3 separate regions of the Homo sapiens genome follow, and regions 2 and 3 are each linked to region 1. A link is a contact called in ENCODE Hi-C or POLR2A ChIA-PET data. All regions are on one chromosome and are shown on one strand. Each heading gives the region's core, a stretch centred on a gene start or an enhancer-like site at or near the end of the contact. The rest is flanking DNA. Distances are from core to core; before and after follow the strand shown. Region 1 has its middle 180 kb from the start of CDH5. Region 2 has its middle 220 kb from the start of CDH5. Region 3 has its middle 240 kb from the start of CDH5.

The links. A loop is a pair of places that touch in the nucleus more often than their neighbours do. ChIA-PET counts read pairs that join two places held with the same protein, here RNA polymerase II (POLR2A). Pooled maps may share reads with other maps.
Region 2: POLR2A ChIA-PET joins it to region 1 with 18 read pairs in AG04450. The contact joins two enhancer-like sites. A Hi-C loop is called at or near these places in 1 of 168 maps with a recorded cell type or tissue (Caco-2). POLR2A ChIA-PET finds 5 or more read pairs at or near these places in 1 of 52 experiments (AG04450).
Region 3: a map of IMR-90 shows a loop between it and region 1 (8-fold over the local background). The contact joins two enhancer-like sites. A Hi-C loop is called at or near these places in 1 of 168 maps with a recorded cell type or tissue (IMR-90) and 3 of 50 pooled maps. POLR2A ChIA-PET finds 5 or more read pairs at or near these places in 2 of 52 experiments (AG04450 and WTC11).

The regions. Positions count from the first base shown.
Region 1 is chr16:66,186,692-66,190,964 of GRCh38, forward strand. No RefSeq gene overlaps it. Among named protein-coding and RNA genes, the nearest start is that of CDH5, 180 kb to the right of the region's middle. Within about 2 kb of position 2,485, at least 4 of the 41 ENCODE cell types and tissues checked have a DNase peak (open chromatin) inside an H3K27ac peak, as active enhancers do; they include IMR-90, where a contact is called at or near this core.
Region 2 is chr16:66,148,009-66,152,415 of GRCh38, forward strand. No RefSeq gene overlaps it. Among named protein-coding and RNA genes, the nearest start is that of CDH5, 220 kb to the right of the region's middle. Within about 2 kb of position 2,888, at least 5 of the 41 ENCODE cell types and tissues checked have a DNase peak (open chromatin) inside an H3K27ac peak, as active enhancers do.
Region 3 is chr16:66,127,420-66,131,941 of GRCh38, forward strand. No RefSeq gene overlaps it. Among named protein-coding and RNA genes, the nearest start is that of CDH5, 240 kb to the right of the region's middle. Within about 2 kb of position 3,237, at least 2 of the 41 ENCODE cell types and tissues checked have a DNase peak (open chromatin) inside an H3K27ac peak, as active enhancers do; they include IMR-90, where a contact is called at or near this core.

The DNA of each region.
Region 1 (4,273 bases), core at 1,235-3,734:
TGGCTCTTTTTGTTTTGAATGACAGATTCTGTTATCCCATCTTTTCAGCCTTTCTTGGTGATAAAGCTACAACAGTCTGGTGTGTTTCTTGGCTGATTCTATTAAAGAAACATTAAGAATGAGTGATGAAGAGAAGCAGGCTCTGAAAAAACAGGAGGGAAGGAAGGGTCCTCCTTGACGCAAGTATGGATCGCTAAGCAGAATGCCCAAGAATGGGGGCTTTACAGCAGAAAAAATCTTTTCCTTTTGATCATGCTGGAAAAAAGAAGTAACACACAAAAAAGAGCAAGGTCTGGGGACAAAATTGGGGTGTCTGAGTCTGTGGATGCCATATTTGCCACCCTGTGCACCAGAAACTTCTGGAATGAAGTGACAAGTGAGAAGGGCAAAGCTGCAAACATTGAGTAGGCCCACCTCATGCATTTATTCATTCATTCATTCAACTACCAGCTATGGAGCATGGACTTAGTTTGGGTTCCCCCAGAAGGAGATCCTCAGGTAAGAATTCAAGTGCCAACAGTTTATCTGTGAGGCAAAGAAAACACCTGGAGAGGAGAAGAAAAGTCAAGGAAGAGAAGGCAGCCAACAAGGAGTGTGATGTCAAGTCCGCCTGTGGTCTGAGAGGCAGTGTATAGCCAGGGCTTTAGACTTATGCCTCCAGAGCTGGGGTATTGACAAACTCAGTCAATGGTAGAAGACTGCTTTCCCAGTGGTGTAATTCTCCTACTTCTGGTCCTCCACTCAGGGGGTCAAAGTATTTAATAGATTTCAGCAACCTGAGAAATTTGTCAAGCAAAGAAAGGTAGAAACTAGCAATTGGAAAGCAGGTCAAGTGGCCTTAAAATGATGAGTGTTAGAGGATATGTGCAGGATACCAGCTCTTGCTGTGTGTCCCACAGTGTGCTCTATGCCCTCACTAGAACCATCAACAAGTCAGAAATGGTCCCTGACCACATGGAGCTTGCTGGAGGCAAAGAACAGGCCACACACCCCTATGCCTCTTCCCTTTCTTCCCAGGACAGACAGGCCTTGAGACTCCATAAGTGCATGCTTTGGTGCACTCTGCCACGGTCATCTCTGCCTTCTCTGAGTCCTTGCTGCCCTTTGCTTTGCCTTCATCTCCATTCTTCCCTCTCTCTGCTCCTCTGACCCAGGTTCTGAAATGTCTCCTTTTGCCCCATCCACATTATCTGATAATAACAACAAGGATAATCAAAACCCTTTATTGAGCACATACTGTATGCTAGCCACTGGGTTAAGTGACGTGTGGGTATTATCTCATTTAAATCTCAAAAACAATCATGGCCTCACGTTCATATACCAAACCCCATTCCTGCTTTATTCTACCTGCCAGATGGAGCCTTCTTGGGAAGCACTACAACTTAAAATTAAATGCAAGGTGCTCGCAAACCTCTGGCCACTGCATTTGGTCAACTTGTCACTCCTTTACCTAAGTTAGTCCTGCAGTGCTTGCTCAGGCTTCATAGCCAAGACTTGCCCAGGCCTGCCCAGCACTGTCCCCATGATCTCCTGCAGCTGAAGTTTCCAACATGTCCCAGAAGCCCCATTCTGCCCCATTCCAGTAAAAAAAAACCCATTTCTGAAGGCTAAACCGTGATCAGCATCCACCCAAGAGTCAGAGAATAGAAAAGAAGGCTTCTGCAGTCATTCTTAGTTGCTTTAGACAAATGTCAAAATTTGCCTTCATCTCCTCTATCCTTCTATCTTTGCAGCTTCCTCCTAAAATCAGGAAATTAGATTAAATAAGTAGTTCTCAAACTCTATTTCAATGGGCCATGATTCCACTTCTCATGGATTATTAATGTATTATCCTGTCTCTGATGATGTATTTTCATGGCGCTCTCCAGACACAGTACCCTGATGAAAAAGGAGTGGTTTTCATGGTTGGGATCTAGGCAAAGTAGCAAGGTCGTAGGAGAATATTGGGGTGGGTGGGGGTGCCACATTTGGCTGCCCCCTTGTCTCTTGGTGCATCAGAAGAACTCAGATTCAGAGCCTGGGAAATTCAGGCCAAGAAGAGTAAGTGACAACAAAAGGAAAGATAATAGCTCTTTGTTGGGAATAAAAGGAAAGCAGCAAAGGCAGAGGACCTGCTTATCTTGCATTCTGGCAGAACACAGACCACCAACTCAGATACTTCAAAAGACCCCTGGCTCAGCTCCCCAGCCCCTCCCCTGGGGCTCCTGCAGAGAGAACATCATAATACATCTCCTCATTTTCTCCTGCACTTTTGATGTCAAAGTGTGGTCTGGTTAATTAGATGTTAGTGGGGGCCAGGGGTGCTGGAATCCAAACTCAATAAATTTCATTTCTGAAAGACAAAGAGGTCAAGTGCATATTAAACTTGAGCGCTCAGGGAGTTCTGCCGGGGCATTTATTCAGTCAGGCTCGTTGCAGTTTAGGCAGAGAGAACACCAGGCAGCTTTTGGAGTCTGGCTGGGTGCGGAGGCAAGCCTGGAAGTCTGCCCATCTTACATTGTGGAAGAAGAGGGGGGGAAAAAGTCATTCAAATGTTTTCAACATAAATAGCTCAGTCCTGCAGTCAGATTTTGAAATTTCTGCCAATATCCAACTCCTTTCATGAGACTAGCTCAGTAAACAGCCTGGCCCTTAGTTTCACCTCCTGCCGAGATCAAACCCACCAGCTTGGCTGTCTTCTGGGGGAGGCTGGCACTGCGAAGAGCCTATTCTAGCCTCTTGGAGCCCACTGGACTTGGGGCTGCCTCTCACCTCTGTTTATCATTATCTCAGAGCTACAGCCACAGGATAGCTTCTTTCGCCCATGCTTCACCTCCCGGTTGCCTTGGGCTGAACAGCGGAGGGAACATGGCACACACCACTCCCCAGCTCTGGCTGCTGCTCCATGACTGCAAGAAAATCAATATCCACCAACTGTTCCTATGGCAAGAGACCTTGTTACCAGTGGCAGGGCCTAGAACAGTGCAGACCCGAAGCCAGACAGCCCAAGGTCAAATCCTTGTTCCTCTACATCTCAAGTTGATTCTTCAGGCATTTTACTTAGACTCTCCCATCTCAGTTCATGAGTGGGCACAGCCTGCTGCCTTTGCAAGATTAGCATTTGGCCAACCTTGTAAAACGAAATGGGTGACTTCCTCAGCAATATCTGACTTAGGTACAAGTTTGTAATAAAGCATGCAGAGTTCAAGGCTAAATTCTTAGGGGTGCATTTTGAAATATCCCTTTCATTTTGTGTTTGTTTTCTTCTTTTCTTAGCGTGTTTTGATTGGAGAACAAAGGTGTTAGTCATGCATGAGGTGTCCACATATAGGAAATTACTGACTTGGCAACTTAATTACATTTGGAGGCCACTTAATAGGACTGATTCCCTTTATTTAGACAGCCTGAATCTTCTTAGTCATGACTTGAGAATGTGATCATCTACGCGTTGCTTTATCTTGAAAACTTACCAAACCACCACAGCCATCTCTCCAAGCAAACAAAATGTCATGTTGAGACACTACAGTTTGGACATCCCCAAAACCCCATTCGAGATTTCTCATCTGGCAAAATTCACTGTTGCCTGCTGCAGGGTGGGTGGTAACACAGTCTAATTGTGGTTCTTCTTTTCTATTTCTGCAGCATAAAGTCATTCTGCCGCAATTGTTTCTCATCACTGCACCCTAGGTTTTCCACAAAGAACCTCTGTTTTGATAGAGGCCTATTTTTTTTTAACCCTGCCAAGAAGCAGTCTATTGTGTTGGAAAGAGTTCAGCTGAACTTACAAGCCCAAATTTAAGGACTGCATGTACCATTTTTAAAAATCAGAGACCCAGCATGGGAAATCTCCAAGAGCTATTTCTAGTGTGTGACTGCCCAATATTCTAAACTAAGAACTTGAGGAAGCCATTCCCAATGATCAAATTGGTGGCTCCCATCTGCCTAGTTTTTGCTTCCTAAAAATAATTTCCCAGAAGCCTCAGAGCTGTGGTTGAGAAGGAGGCAAAATAATCAGTCATCAGGGAGATTCCTGGTCAAAGAAATTCTTTCTTCACCAAGCTAAGGGTGCCAGCCCCCTACAGAAGCGGGGCCCACCAGCATCCTAGGACCCAGAAATGTGGATAGCATGAAGATGGTTCAAGCTCCCAGAGCCCTTTTCCCATGTAAACTGGCACTCCATTGAGATATCACTTTATGCCTATTAAAATAGCTATTATCAAAAAGACAAAAGACAATAAGCACTGGCAGGAGATTGGGAAAAAGGAACCACTGTACATTGTTGGTGGAAATGTAG
Region 2 (4,407 bases), core at 1,638-4,137, 38 kb before region 1:
AATTAACAAGAGGTTAATTTACCCAACACATGCTGCAAATGTTGTATTATGCTTCTAGAAATGAAACAAACAACCTGAGATTTCACTTGGAGGCTGTGAATTATTCTTTCCCCCAGCACCCTGGGCACCAATCTGTCACCTTGGATTTTTTAGCCCATTGCTAATTTTTAATAACTTCTTGACAACTGCTTGCTTCATATTACAACAATGCTACCACTGTGCAATTTAAGAAAGTAATAAATGTTCTTTAAAGTATAGAAGGCACTCCTCCCAATACCCTACACCCACTCCCCACCCTGCATATTTAGCCAATGATCAGATCTGCCTAAAAACCAAACTGTAAGTTTTTCCCATTACAAATAATTTGCTTTTAAAAGAAAAGGCCCCTTTCCAACTGAAACTCCCAAGTACAATAAAAAACCTAGAAGGGCTCCTATTTTCTTCTGCCCCTTGACTCCCCTTGCCTCATCTGTGAGCCTCGCTAAAGTGTGTGATTGGATTTTTCATTAAAAGCCCCCCTCCCACTTTCTGAAGAATCCAAGAAGCAGCAGAAATCAGATCTAGCGTTGTAAAATCCTAGCATATCTGAGTCGGGAGGAACCTTGGGGATATGCACTTTCTAACCCTCTGATTTCCCATTTTTTCAAAGGAGGAAACTGCCTAAGTCCACGCAGGCATTATGTCAGGGCCGGGACAGGAAGCCCATTCTCTTGGCTGCTAGATCGTTTCCACCTGACCAATGCCACCTCACATCTGGGTTTTCCCACCTCCTGGCCCCCAGTTATCATCCTGGGATTTCACATCCTAAATAAACTGTGCAGAATCTCCAAGAGCTCTTTGGGAATCCAGGTGCATGTGTGCAATGAATAACCTCATCAATTACAGAGGAGATGGTCATGTGTGTGATTGTGTATGGAATGCTCTTCCTATCTCTGGAATAAAATCTTTGATGCCATTGGTACTCTATTCTTCCAAAATAAAGTATAGAAAATTTCCATTTCTTCCAGTGGTTAAGTACAGAGTTCGAAAGGTCATAAACTGTTTTACATGACCAAATTGATTAGCTTCTCTATCCCTACCTAACAAAATGCAAGAGATCCAAGTGTTTCATTTCAGCCCAAGAAATCCATCGTTAAGTTTAATGCAAACATTGTTCTTCATTACTCAGCTGGATCTTCTTTGAAAGGGAATTCATTGTAATACGATTTGGACAAACCTGCAGAATCATATTAAAACCATAAACTATGTAGAAGTACACGTGCTGGCAGGCATGGGAGATAAGTTGGGCACTTGGAAAAGTTATTATCATGCTCCAAATTTAGTGTTCCAGTGTCTAACTGCAACTCATAATGTTAACTATCAGGCTGTTTAGGCATCTTTATTTCTTGTCAGGAAAATGAAATTGTCTCCTGTCATGTTGGACAGTCTGGGTATATAACTTATGTCACAGACAACAAAAATGTGTAATTTTATATGTTCCTGTACTCAATATTTTAGTACAAAAGGACTTCAAACTCGAATTAATACACTTGTTCAGCATGCCATTTTTGAAAACCATAGCGGAGCAGCAAATGAAGAACATTACGTGATACAAGCAACTTGTCTTGCTATTTTTTTTTTTTTAGTTAAGACGTAAGGAGAGAAAAGGAGTAGATATTTATCACTCTAAGTTACTTCCTGAAGTCTGAAGAATTCTCTCTTTCATCATTGTAATTTGGTAATTAGATCCATAAACATGCAATTAGCTAGAAAGGGGACGTTTTTATTTGTCCCAGAATTTGCAAAGAAATTTGCCACCCCAACCCAAGTTTTTGGTACCATGTGGGTCTTCTGGGTCTGGGTTTTCATGATTCACCAGTGACCACAGAAATGGGGCCATGATGGCAATGGCCCTCCTACCCTGTTTCTTCACTCCTTCATCTTGATGTCAACTGTATGCCCCTAAAAATGTCTACCATCGACTGGTCCCACCTTTCCCTTCTTCCCTGTCTTGACCATAAACCAGCCACTCCACGTATGTTTGCACCATACTTGCCCCCATCCCACCCCATGCTCCATAGACTTCTCCTCTGTCTTTGAGGCTTCATGGCTTCCTGTCCTTCCTCCTCCAAAACTCCCTCACCCCCAATTGTGCCTGCTCCTGAGTCCCCCATCTTAAACTGAGGACACTCTCTCTTGACCCCACGCTCCCCTCCTCTCCCTGCTCCTGTCTTCTCGTCACTGTGGAGTCATTCTCACTCCAGTTCTGATCCTTCTCTTCCCCATTCTAACAACCTGCTATGCAGCTGTTAATATGCTTCTGCACCATCTGAACCACCTGCACCACAAGCAAAACTGTCCCTTCTAATTTGCCCATGTCAAAGGGTTCAGCCCTCAGACCTTCTAGCCATTGCCAGCATCACACCCATGCCCATATTCCCTCAGTCCTTACCACTCCTGAGCATGCAGACCCTACAGCTTCCACTATAGCACGTGCAACTCTGCCTGAGGGCCTTTTCTGGTCACTGGACCATGCTCAGCTCACATGGGCAGACCAGAAGTGCCAGGGAGTTGGTACCTCCCAGAAGCAGCTCTCTACCAATAATGGACAAGACTTGGTGGATAAACACCCCAGTTCCCTCATCCCTTGTTGGGGATAATCTTGAAGCATATTCTACAATGTCTACTAGAGTTCCCATGCTGGTTTTAACCCCACTGTGGTTATTTAATGCTCTCATGGTCAGGGATTTTATGGTTGGAAGAAACAGACCAATCCCAACTGGTTCAAGGGACAAGATCCAGGCTGGAGACATAAACCTGGGAGGCCTTGGCATACTGACACATGAGTGAAGCAGCAATTACAAGTAACACACTTCCTGTCTCACAAGGTGGCTGTGAGAGGGGAAATGGATACTTCACCCCACCCTGCTCAGCACTGTGCTAGGCCACAAACTGAAAGCTTGGTAAACAGGAATGTTCTCACTTGCATAAGGTTATGCAAGAATACATTTGTATAATCACAGAATTTTGGATAGATCGTCTAGCTCAAAAGCCTTAATTTGCAGGTGGAAAAACTAAGGCTAAGACAAAGGAATTGACTTGCCCGGCATTTTCCCACCATTAAAGATTGTTTCCTTAAGATTTACATGCCCAGCAGTAAAGGAGAAAGGTGAAGTTTAACTGTTCCTTGATATTCAATTAGACTGTTAGGAGTTACCAATAAACTTTCTAAAGGCCAAAGCCAATAAACACGCTTTCGTTTTGATTTTGTTTCTGCCTTCTGCATCTAGTGCTGCTGGCCACTCCCCTGATTTAAACTCTCCTGATTCAGCTGATTTTCTGGCAAGAAAGAAAATGAGGAAGAAAAAGGAAAAAGGGCAGAAGGGAAAGTGACCTAGGGCAGATTCCCTGGAAGCAGAGCGCAGGGCAGGATTTGGATGCACTGAGGCAGTGAGGAAACGCTCTTGGGAGGGAGCGGTGAGAGAAGGACAGGGCAGGGAAGGGAAGGGGCCCGGCAAGGGTGGGACCGCAAGCAGAGGCTAGCTGGACCCCACAGGAAGCTCCAGAGCAAGGGAAAGGGGACCCTCCCTGTGTGCCCTGTTGGTTAGTAGGTGGCCCAGGCAGCCAAGGCCGGGAGAAGCAAAGCCACCAGAGTTGGAATGAATTCTTATTTTATGTTGCTGTAGCATTATAAAGGCTTAACTTTCTCAGACCAGAAGCAGGGTTCATTCACCCAGGACACAGTTTCCAGTTCTCTGCCTCCTCCCAGTTCCTCAAAGGGGTGGATCCAGATACCTGCCCTATACATCCACCTCCTGGTGACCACCTCCCTATAAGATAGCTAAACACAACCTCCTTGCCTCGCCACACTGACCCCCACACCCTGCGTGAACTTTGCAGATGGCATGGCACAGGGATGACCCCACGGAAATCATGCTTGCTTGCCCCAAACCCACCAATTAGAACACCCCACGGGGTCCAGCATGGTGGCTCATGCGTGCAATCCCAATACTTTGGGAAGTCTAGGCAGGAGGATCGCTTGAGGCCAGGAGTTTGAGGCCAGCCTGGGCAACATAGCAAGACTCCATCAGTAAAAAATATTTAAAAATTATTTGGGTGTGGTGGTGTGTACCTGTAGTCCCAGTTACTTAGGAAGCCGGGATAAGCAGGAGGATTGCTTGAGCCCAGGAGTTTGAGGTTTCAGTGAACTATGATCACTCCAGCTTGGGCAACAGAGTGAGACCATGTCTCTAAAACATCAAAATTTTTAAAAGTGTTTTAAAGAGCACACCCCACAAGAAACTTGTTTGGGGATCACCCTAGACACCAGTAAAAGCTTTGGCCCACGGGCCCCTTTATCCTTCTCTTGCTCCCTCCTCTGTCCCAGACATGCATGTTCTGCCAAGAGGAGAGAGGGAGCAGCTGGAA
Region 3 (4,522 bases), core at 1,987-4,486, 59 kb before region 1:
CATTAAATTTGTGGTGATTAGTTATACAGCAATAGAAAACTAATACAGCATCCAGTGGCAACAAAACACGCCTCCCAGACCTGATTCCTCACTGTGCTGAGCAGATCGGCCTGGACTACAGCCCTGCTCTCTCTGCATCTTTGCAGGAAATTCCCTGTCAAAGATCAAAAGTTAGCCCAGTGTGGTTCATGACAGGAAAACAATTGCTCCCTGCCTGGCTCCTTGCCACCTGCACTGATGGGGAAGGGCGAACTCTGCCCATATCACAGTGTCCCTGGCGGCTGGGACGGCAGTGCAGCAAGCACGACCCATTAACACATCAAGAGAGTGCCACGGGACTGCATTGCTAAACCCCGATTTTGATTTTTCCAGGCATCTGGGGGAGGAAGAAGGAGGCAGAGGCTGTGTTCTGAATGTAAAGCCATCTATTTCCGTGCCTTCAAAAGGCAAAATCGTCTAAGCCCTCACAAGCGGAAGAAAAGGGAAGATGGGAGGGGACGCAAGGCAGTTGCCTGGAGGAAGGGTGGGGACCAGGGAGCTGGGACAGGTGGTACCGCGGATGCACCGCCAGCATGTTAAAACGCTCTCCCCACAGACCCGACAATCACCAGCGCTACACACCCGACAATTTGAGATTTAGACATATTCAAGTTTTCTAAGCCTCAAATTAGCCCTTGTAAGAGCTTATCTTCTTTCCCCCCAATTGACTTTAATCAAGTGCCTCAGAAGCTGGGAAATATTTTAAGTTAATCAGGCCCTTAATGCGGTGCCTGGGGAATGCCGCCGAGCTGCCTGCTCCTGCTCCTCCCTTCACTATCCTTTTCCCATCTCTTCCTCTCTTCCCTTTTCCCCCCACTGCATTTGTGAAATGCTTGGCAAACGTGTCTCACCAGTGAAAGGGAGACCGAAAGAGAGAATGCGACAGTGAACACGACACATTACAGCAACATCATAAAATGGTTTTCCTGACATTCGTAGGCAAATGCTGGCTACAGTAATGAGCAGCCTTTGTGAAAATGTTTCTATCCGAAATGTTTTAATAAGTGCTTAAAGTGCACGGAACACATGGCAGATTCCTGCCCAACAAGAACTCACAGCACAGTGACCTCATTTCTGACTCCCAACTACAAGCCAAGGTCTGACGAGATGGCAAATACTTGAATACTGATAATCATAATCATGAAGATTTATCGACCACTTACTATGTGCTCGCTGCTGTGTTCTACATATGCAGACTCATTGGCTTTCCACAAAGTAAAAGTCCTTTAAGAGCAATACAATTACTATTTCTGTCTTATAGGTGATGAAACTGCAGCCTAAAGAGGCTAAGTAATTCATTCCAAGAGCGTTCTACTGAGAACTTGCGAGCACCCAGAAATTCCAAGCTGGATGTATTCCGTACCCCGAGTCTACGTAGCGAGATCTGATAACCCCACAAAACAAGGGGCGAGGCTGCAGGACTCCAGAAAGGGCAGGCTGAGGTCAAACACACATCTGTATCTCACATCAGGCTGCCCAGAGGCACACCTTGAGATGAGAATTTGTGTGCAGGAGATTTATTTAAGGAAGAAGGAACAGAAATGAGAGAGTGAGAGAAGAAGGAAAAACAGGGAAAGGGAAGAAACCAAGCAAGGGTGGGATTTTAGGCAAAGTCCCAACCTCAGCCTGATCCCCTGGGGGACCCTGGAGCATAGATTACACCTCAGTGTTTGTCCTACCTCCAGCAAGGGAGCAGCCTTCTGTTTTCCAGCACCAGTTACTCATTGGCTGCAGGCTGCCCGGGAGGCAACAGGATTCCAGGCCCTTTCAGCTCTCTGTGCTCTTAGGTGAAGTGGATCCACAGGTTCAAGCAGTCAACGGTGAAGCAGATGTTACTGCATGCACAGATGGGCCAGAGGGATCTGAGGGGATCTGAGCAGAGCCTTGTTGGTGTCCCCTGCAATCTATTTAAATCCTGAGGTGTTTATCTAGCTGTGTGGCGTTGGGCGAGTTTCTTAACCTCTCTGAGTCTCAGGATCTGCACCTGTGAAATAGGAATAATGATTCCTATTCCTTTCAGAGTTAGCATGAGAATTCAATTAGATAAAATGAGGATGTGTGATTTAAAATTGGCATCAATACTCCATGATGCAGCATTGCCCAAATGGCCATAAAATTCCCCAAAAAGATAGAGGAAAAGACCAAAAAAATGATTATAATTTTTTATAATCAGCCCCCATCCTTCCCCATCAATGAGGAGGCCATTTTGAACTATCCCTTTGAGCTACGACCATACACGCAGAATTAGGTCTTCCCCTTAAAACCCAACCACTTTGGGCCCGAGAAAAAGCTCCCCGATAACAGTTGGGAGCCGCCCCATGCAAAGTCAGCTCCCCACACTGCACATCAAGTGCCTGGGCCTGCATCTCTATTTTGCTACTACCCAGAGGATGGAGCTTATAAAATTTCAAAGAAAGGGCCCATGTGAAAGGGGGAGAGAAGAGACGTAGGTCCAGGGTTGGTGTCTGCCAGAGTTCTCTCTAATCTAGCCCCACTGTTTTAGTTCTTTAATTAAGTGCCTCTGCTCACATTCCCCACTCACCTTCCCTAGAAACCCAACTATATTGAGCAGATATGTAAAAGCCGACAATTAAATTGTCTTATCAAATTTTCGCAGCTTATTAAGTTGTTCAATTGCATGGGAAATGATTAGTGTCTGTAAATAGAGAAAGAAAGCATCAGCCCAGGAGGCTGCAGACTGGGGCTGGAGGATCTAAAGGTAATCTCCTAGAAGGGGTGGGGGTGTGGGCTGGCCTCACTGAATTCTCGGCAGTGTCCCCCTTCTAGTCCTCAGAAAGCCCAACAGGCTTTTCATTGAACATCCAGGTAGGAAGGAGTGGCAGAGATTAACTGACTTCTCTGACGTCCCAGAGAGATCCCTGGACCTGGAGACAGGAGGCAGAATTTTCAAGTCTAAACTCCATCATTTACCAGGTGCGGGAACTCAGGAAAGCCACTGACACACCCTCAGTCTGTTTGCTTATTCCATTTGGCCAGGACTGGGGCAGAGACCTCATTCCTGGTGATGCCTGGTGCTCACTCAGTGCCTTACTGAGGGTGGCCTGGTACTCAGGAAGAAGCCTCTTGTGTAGCTGCATGTAAACAGCTTCCACCAGTGTGCTTTACAGATCAGACCCCAAGCAAGCCTCCTTCCTTCCTGTCCAGGAGGGCCTCTCATTAACAAATTCTAGAGTCTAAGCTTAAAGTCAGTGCCTGACCATCAGGAAGGCTGAAGCCCTCGTGCCCCAGCAGCATTCCTGTGGTCGCTGGTGGAATTGTTTATTCCATTTTGGATATGAAAAGAGAAAGCTTTATGTGCCTCATTTTCCAGGAATGTCTCATTTAGATTAGCTGTTTGTTGTTGGTCCAGCCACCTCCACCCCACCCCCCAAAAAACTACAAATTACATAGATATGTGAATAAAACAGCCAAAATTTGACCGTTGGCATGGATGCTGAGCACCATCACTCACTTTGCTTAAGGATAGGGTATCTTTTAAAATCTCGTATTGGCTTCAGCTCAGTTCCCTGAAAATATAGAGGAGCTACAGAACCCCCTAGGGCTCTAGGAGTGGGACTAAGCAGGAAACTGGGGAAAGGACTTTGAAGGGATCCCTTTTTTTCTCTTGGATCAAGACATCCATGTTGGATAAAATCTGAAATAAAAAAAAATAAAAATAAAATAAAATAAAAAAAACAGAGAGTTTAGAAGTAGCCTGGGCCCAGCCAGGCAGAGAGGCTGTGGCCAGGGCTGGACTACTGAACACGTGGTCTGATGGCTTAAGACAGGAGCAAAGCAGAAACTCCCAGAACAAATTTGCCATGCACAGTGCAAATGAGTAGAGAGTTGGGGTCGGCCTCTGTCCAACCTACATCCACATCCCTTGAAGCAGCACCTATCCCATGACTCATCAACAATTATCCCATGATTCATCAACTGTTGAAGGGGTCACGGTGCATCAGCCCCAAGAAGAACTATAACAACATACAGTTTTGCACAGATTTCTTCATAACTTTAGGGCACTGTCACATTCACCTGCCTGGTGACCCTCTTAATGTCCCTGAAAGGGGCAGGGCAGCTCTCACCACCCCTATTTGTTCTCATTGGAAACTTCCAAGCTTAGAACTTCAACCATTGCATAATCCATTGCGTAGAGTTGAAGTCAGGTTTACTTGACTTGTTCAAGTTTGCAAAACAACCTCTAAGTAGCCTGGGAGTAGAACTCAAGGTTTCTAACTGAATACACTCTTTCATACCATTTCAAAACACTTTGGGAAAAGACCCATAATAAAGTCACAGGCCACCAAAAATCCATTATGCCCCAGTCGGAAACTCAAGACCCTGGGCACAGGCATCCCAGAGAAAAGTGAAGAGAGGATGTTTTCCTTTCTTCTTGAGGTCAGCTGCTGAGTTCTTCCTGTACATAAAGACTCCTTTTCTCAGTTTTTCACGACATGAAGCACTGTTGCTTATATTCTGGCAA